Regions from separate parts of the Homo sapiens genome. Here region 1 is linked to region 2. A link is a loop called in an ENCODE intact Hi-C map of the cell type or tissue named here. Cell type or tissue: dorsolateral prefrontal cortex. All regions are shown on one strand. Links, peaks and the distances in the headings refer to the core of each region. The heading gives the core; the rest is flanking DNA.

Region 1 (2,908 bases), core at 296-2,795, 68 kb after region 2:
GGCCACACATGCGGGGGAAGCAGTGAGCTGGCGGTCACACAGTGTGTCTCATCCCAGGCACTGGGCACTAAAGATAGGAAGGTCCCCGCCGCTGCCACACGGCTTCCACTCACGACACCGTGTCATCCACTGTAAATCGCCAGTATTAATAATAACGTGGAGTAGAGGTGGGGGCGGCGGCCCTAGGACAGGGGGAGCTGGGAGACCTTCCCTAAAGAGTGAAGGCTGCAAAGCCATGACCCAGGGCCGGGGCCGGGGCCGGGGCTGGGGCTGGACGGGCCACATGGCACCTCCAGGGCTGTCTCTGATGCTGCAGGGTGAGAGGTCAGCTGGGCCCTGGCACAGAGCGGGTGCCAGGCCGACACCCCTGACTGCAGCCCTCACTCCAGTCCCCACTGCCAGTCAGCACCACCCTCACCACGGCTCCACCTGCCATGTCTCTGCCTCACTCTAGTCTGCCCACCTGGACACAGAAGTGGGCCTGTCCCCACAGGAGTCAGTTCTGCTTTCTTTCTGCCATTTCTTTAATGAATGAAAAGTGAAGATGGTGACTGCGAAGAAAACACGGTTACCCTCTCCGGTCTCCACAGCATCACTTTCTCACTAGATGTGCTTTGATTTCCTTACATCATGATGGAAATGTCAGTAATGCTCTTCACTTTCTCAACAGGTGGGGCTGCATGGCCCCCAACAGGGACTTACATCCTACATTTCATCCGGGACGTCCCACAGCTTCCCAGCTCTGGTTCCAATGGCCGCTTGAGCCATCATTGTCCCTGCTGTGGAACCCCATGGGGACGACCTTTCAGGGCTCCGAGGAGATCCCAGGCATGGCTGGGGAGGAGGAGTGGGCTTCCTGTGAACCCCGCAGAGCCGGCTGGGGCAGCCCTGATGCTCAACTGAGTCCGGTTCATGCTGGGCTCCTGACCACCACGTTCACGATGGTGGCCCTCACAGATGTCCAAAAGCTTCTCGGTGGCCATACCGTGTCCCGTATCCTACCGTTGGCTGAAAGCTCGGAGAGGTTCACTTTAGGACGCCAGGAGCGACCCTCATGATGTAGCTTTCCCAAAGCGGGGGTTGCCATGAACAGGCCATGTGAGTCAGAGGCCACCAAGGCCCCTGGACAAGACTTGAAATTCTCAAAGTGCCACTGCTGCTTCCAGCTGGCCACGCACTAAAGACTCTGCCACCCGCACTCCGAGCTGGGGCCCTGTGCTCTGCCGGCCTGGCCTCCTCTCAGGGTGGGCTCTCAGCCTGCATGGCCCCTGACCAGTGCCCTGCTGTCCCCTGAAGGACCCTCCACAGGGAATCCACTGATGACTCAAGTTGGAACCTAGAAACACCACTGAGTACCTGCCGAAGACGCAGGGCCCTGTTCCATCTGTGAGGCGGGAAGCTCTGTGGTGGGACTCAGGAACCTGCATTGGGATGCCAGAGGGATGCTGTCACCAAGATGCAGCCCAGAGCCGTGCACCTGCCACATGAGAGTCTCACAGCGTCCTTGGGAGCCATTGCAGACAGTGAAGCGGGGTGGGCTGAACAGAAAGGTGAGCTGCACCCAGAACCTTACAACTCCATCCTTCTGGTCACAGTGCTAACTGTGGCTGCTCCAGGAGCCTCCAAAAATGATCCCAAATCATCTCAACTGGTGACAAAAGGCTGCCAACCGGTGGCGTTCCTGGCCAGTCTATCTACACGACTCATCTCCTCCATGCCCTCTGCCAATCCCAGGCCTTCTCCCACCACGTTACAAATGCAAATTACATGGCTGTAAAGACAGGGGGGGCCTCTCTTCTGAAGTGACCTGGAGTCACCAAGAGGCTGCCTTTCCAAAATAAACGTTCAGATTCCAGTCAAAGTCTTCCCTGGGGTCCTCGATGTGAGCAAGGGTGCATCTCCACAGCAGAGGTGACTGGGACCACCCATTTGGGGACCAGGTAAAGGGAAACCTCAGGAGGAGGCCTCGGGGGGGCGGTGAAGAGACCTGAATTCCAGAGAAGGACAGATGTGAAGCTGCACACAGACCTTTCATCTTGCAGCGAATCCATCACCTTGGTGAGGATGATGACTGTGCCCCTTCCCCTCTGCACCTGGCTGTGCCTGCAGGCCCTGAAGTCAGCACAGTGATGGGGGAGGTGGTGCCACGGGGTCCCTGCCAAAGTCTGCAGGTTCCTAAGCCCACCGTCTAACGTTGCAGACCCTTCACGGATTCCAGCAGTTTCCCACAATCTCAGGTTTCACAGCAATTCTGTCAGGCCCCCAGGGGAGGGGCCCCCCTCATTTCACAGACGTGTGGGGGGTTCTTGGGGATACCCAATGTGGAAGTTTGAGCCACGGACACCTGGGCCCCTACACAGCCCGGTGAAATCGGGGACACCGGGACCGCTGCACAGCCCGGTGAAATCGGGGACGCCTGGGCCCCTGCACAGCCCGGTGAAGTTGGGACCTGGGAGGGCGGAGCCGGCCCCACAGGATGGGGAAGAGCTGAAGGAGAGTCCTGAGGGAGCCTTAAAACCCGGGTCTCCTGCCCACCTAGCTGTCAGCTTGCCCCAGAGTCCTCACTGCCCCCCTGGGACTGAGGGCTCCACAGGCTCCCGGGGTCCCGTCCCCCCAGCTACCCACGGAGGCTGCAGAACTCAGGCAATGCCTGGGTGTGCACTCCGTTCTCACGACCAGCCCTGGACCCCTCGCTCCACAGTTCGCATGTTAGGAGTCCTGGGGGCTAGAGGCTCCTCCTCAGTCCCAGCATCCAGCACCCACCTGGCCATGTGGGTCTCCTGCTTGCCAGGGAGGGGACCACACCGACACTCTGCAGCCTGCAGCCCTGGGGACTGCATTTCTATTTTTGTGGTCAGCCGTGTCGGTCCCCGTGGCCACACATCCTGGGGCCTCCTACAGCCATGCC
Region 2 (2,908 bases), core at 113-2,612:
TGCCCAGATATTGGGTCAAATGCTAGGTTAGATGTCTCTGTGAAGGTATGTTTAGATGAGATTGACACTTATATCAGTAGACTTTGAGTAAGGTGTGTGACATAACGTGGGTGGGCCTCACCCAATCTATCAAGGGGCTTGAGAGAAAAAGACAGAGGTTCCCTGAGGAAGAGGGAGCTCTGCTCCCAGACAGCCTGGACTGCAACCCAACTCTCCCCAGTCCCCAGCTGCCCCTGGACCTTCCAACACCCACAATTTCAGGAGCTGATTTGTTCAGCTAAGTCTCTCTCTAGCTCTGTCTAGTCTTTATTCTGCCTTAAATTATAGCACAGATGATGCCATCTTTCCATAAACATCATTTAATACTTGCCTAAAGAACGATTGTCACCATTACACCTGGCATTAGGGAGCACTAGGCGCTCCAGGTACCTGCCAGAGTGCTCCCCATGCTGTAAACTATTGGTCTTTACAGAGAGCTGGGAGAAGGCACTGTTTTTCGCGTTTTACAGAATATGCAGAGAGGTTCAGCGACTTGCCCCAGGCCACACAGAGGCACAAAGATGCAGACCTGTGGTGTCTGCATCGGGGACGCCTGTAGTGTCGTGAGGGGAATGGCATCCACAGAGTTCCCGACAGGTAGACCCAGGACACTTAGGTAAGGTCCCAAGCCGTGTGTCCCAAGGGATGGGCTTCTTTCCATCCCTGGCTCGGCCTCTCTCCCGGGAACCAGAGGCGCCCCAGGAGGGAGGCTGAAGGTAAAGCGACACCTGGATACCAAACATCCTCATGGCGACCTTTCTGGATGATCAGCCACAAAGCGGAGGTGAGAAATGGGAGCTGGAGCAGGCAGGGCCAGGCTCCCAGAGCCAACCCCGAGGCTAGGGGAGCAGGGCTATGGAGTGGCACAGTGGCCCCGGCCACAGAAGGGCAGGCATAGGTGTTTCCTGCACAGCCTCACTCCATGTCTTGGGAGGGGTATCAGAGAGGGTAGAGACTGGAAAAGGACTGTGAGGAAATTCACAAGCTCATTGTGACTGGGAGAGCCCCGCGGGACAACACCCAGCATGTCAGGGATGCACTGGAGCCGTGGCCCCAGAAATCTGGAAACGAACCCTCGATTCCGGACAACCAGGGCTGGCTCTGAGGTGCAGCACTGAGCAAGGCTGGTGACTCCTGCGTGCCCAGAGCTCATGCTGCAGCGGAGGTGACATGGCACCTGGGTATGTGACAGCCTCCATGTGGTGACGGGAGGGCACCTGCTGGCACCTCCCCCTCCGGGGCCAGTGTGACGTGTGAACAGGTCCCTGTGTCCCAGCAGCAAGCAGGTCCTGGTCCACACACGGACGACTGAAGGACTGCACTTCTGAAGTGGGGGACAGGGAGGGGAGGGGCAGGAGAGGAAGGAAGAGGAGGAGCTGCTGGACTTCTGACTTTTTTTATGGCTTTGCCCAGCAAGGAAGTCTGGAATTCACATTAACATAAACTATAAACGCAGAATCAGTTGATGAGGACAGTTAGTGAGGAGATGGTCTTTTGGGGATAAAATCTGGCAGGATTGCTGACCTGGACTCTGTCATCTAAAGTTCTCACACAAATGACCATTACGTTGTGATGCATGAAACAAGTAACTTAATATGTATTTTTGTCTGAGTATAAAATCATTGTGTTCACTTTGGAAAATATAGAAAATAAAAATAAAATATACTTTAACAGCATCACCTAGAGGTCTTTATCCTTCTGATGCCTTTTTATACAAAATTGTAACAGCAATGTCTATTCTTTGTAACAAATTTTTCACTTAAACGTTTTTTCATGATGCTGCTACTCTACATGATTTTAAATAGCTGAGTGAATATTTCCTGGGATGTGTGTTTCAAATTTTAATCAGGTTTTCTAGTGATTCTTGACTGTCATAAACACTGTGGCAAAGAAACACACAGGCAAATCATTATCTCACATCTGATTGTTTCTCTGTGTTAATTTCCTACAAGTAGAGATACAGGACAAAGGGTATGGCTATTTTAAAGTTTCTGAAATCTGTACATGATTTTTATATGTGCCGTGTTATGGTAACATGCATCCACATGAGCAGACACAGGGCGCTGTGGGATTCTGCACCTTGTTCCTTGGCAGGGGTTCCCTGTCGCAGGGAGCATCATGATGGGTTCATGCCATCCTGGGGGCAGCCCGGGTATTGCTAGGATGGGTTTGTTTGGTTAAAAAACAAAAGGCAAACTCACTTAAGCTAGAGACCATTTCTGCATGGTGGGGAGACCTGCTCCTGAGGCAAGAACCACAACTCAAAGCTTGACATCAACGTGGGCAACTGTAGAACCTGGGGTGCCGGGGCTGCCTCAAGGGAACCTCAAGAGTTGTTGCTGTGGGCAGGGGCCATCCGAGGTGGGCTATGCACAGCCCCAGCTGGGCCCCCCCGCCCCCCCGCCCCCTGCAACCCTGCACCGAAGTGCACCTGCAAGTGGACGCCGTCTCCTCCCAGGCAGCCTGGTTAACCCAACCTCTCTCAGTTACATCGAATGTGTCAGAACCCCATCCACAGCCCTTCCAGTGGGGGCTGCAGGCCAAGCCTCTCTGAGTCCCCTGCGTCCTTGGGGTGGAATCTCTGGGGCCTGGAGCAAGTGGGTGGTTGGCGTGGCCGTGCACACTGAAGCCAGTGGAGGAGCCGCCCTGCCTCTGCCAGCTTCTGGGGGGCCAGCACTCTTGGCTGTGGCCCCACCCAGCTGCGAGCCCGTCTCCCTGTATCTCTCCCTGTCTTCCATGGACACCGGTGGTTGGATGATGGTTCCTACTCCAGGGCGACTCCATCTGAGCTCATGCATCTGCAGAGGCAGCGGCCCTACCTCCACATGAGGCCACACCCACAGGCGCTGGGGGTTAGAACTCAACACAT

The links. Hi-C counts contacts between places; a loop is a spot of excess contacts. Peaks named below come from ENCODE experiments on the same cell type or tissue, not always from the same donor. Only the 100,000 strongest peaks of a DNase experiment are listed, where the experiment ranks them.
Region 1: it touches region 2 in a loop (7-fold over the local background); 1 of 110 quality-filtered maps calls a loop at or near these places.

What each region holds. Positions count from the first base shown.
Region 1 is chr13:112,895,339-112,898,246 of GRCh38, reverse strand. It overlaps a transcript of MCF2L not described here. Among named protein-coding and RNA genes, the nearest start is that of MCF2L-AS1, 72 kb to the left of the region's middle. RefSeq lists an enhancer at 1-278. In dorsolateral prefrontal cortex, for the core only: no CTCF peak of the experiment used is centred there; no DNase peak of the experiment used is centred there; H3K27me3 peaks cover 820 bases.
Region 2 is chr13:112,963,642-112,966,549 of GRCh38, reverse strand. It overlaps a transcript of MCF2L not described here. Among named protein-coding and RNA genes, the nearest start is that of MCF2L-AS1, 3.5 kb to the left of the region's middle. RefSeq lists an enhancer at 2,538-2,908. In dorsolateral prefrontal cortex, for the core only: no CTCF peak of the experiment used is centred there; no DNase peak of the experiment used is centred there; H3K27ac peaks cover 252 bases.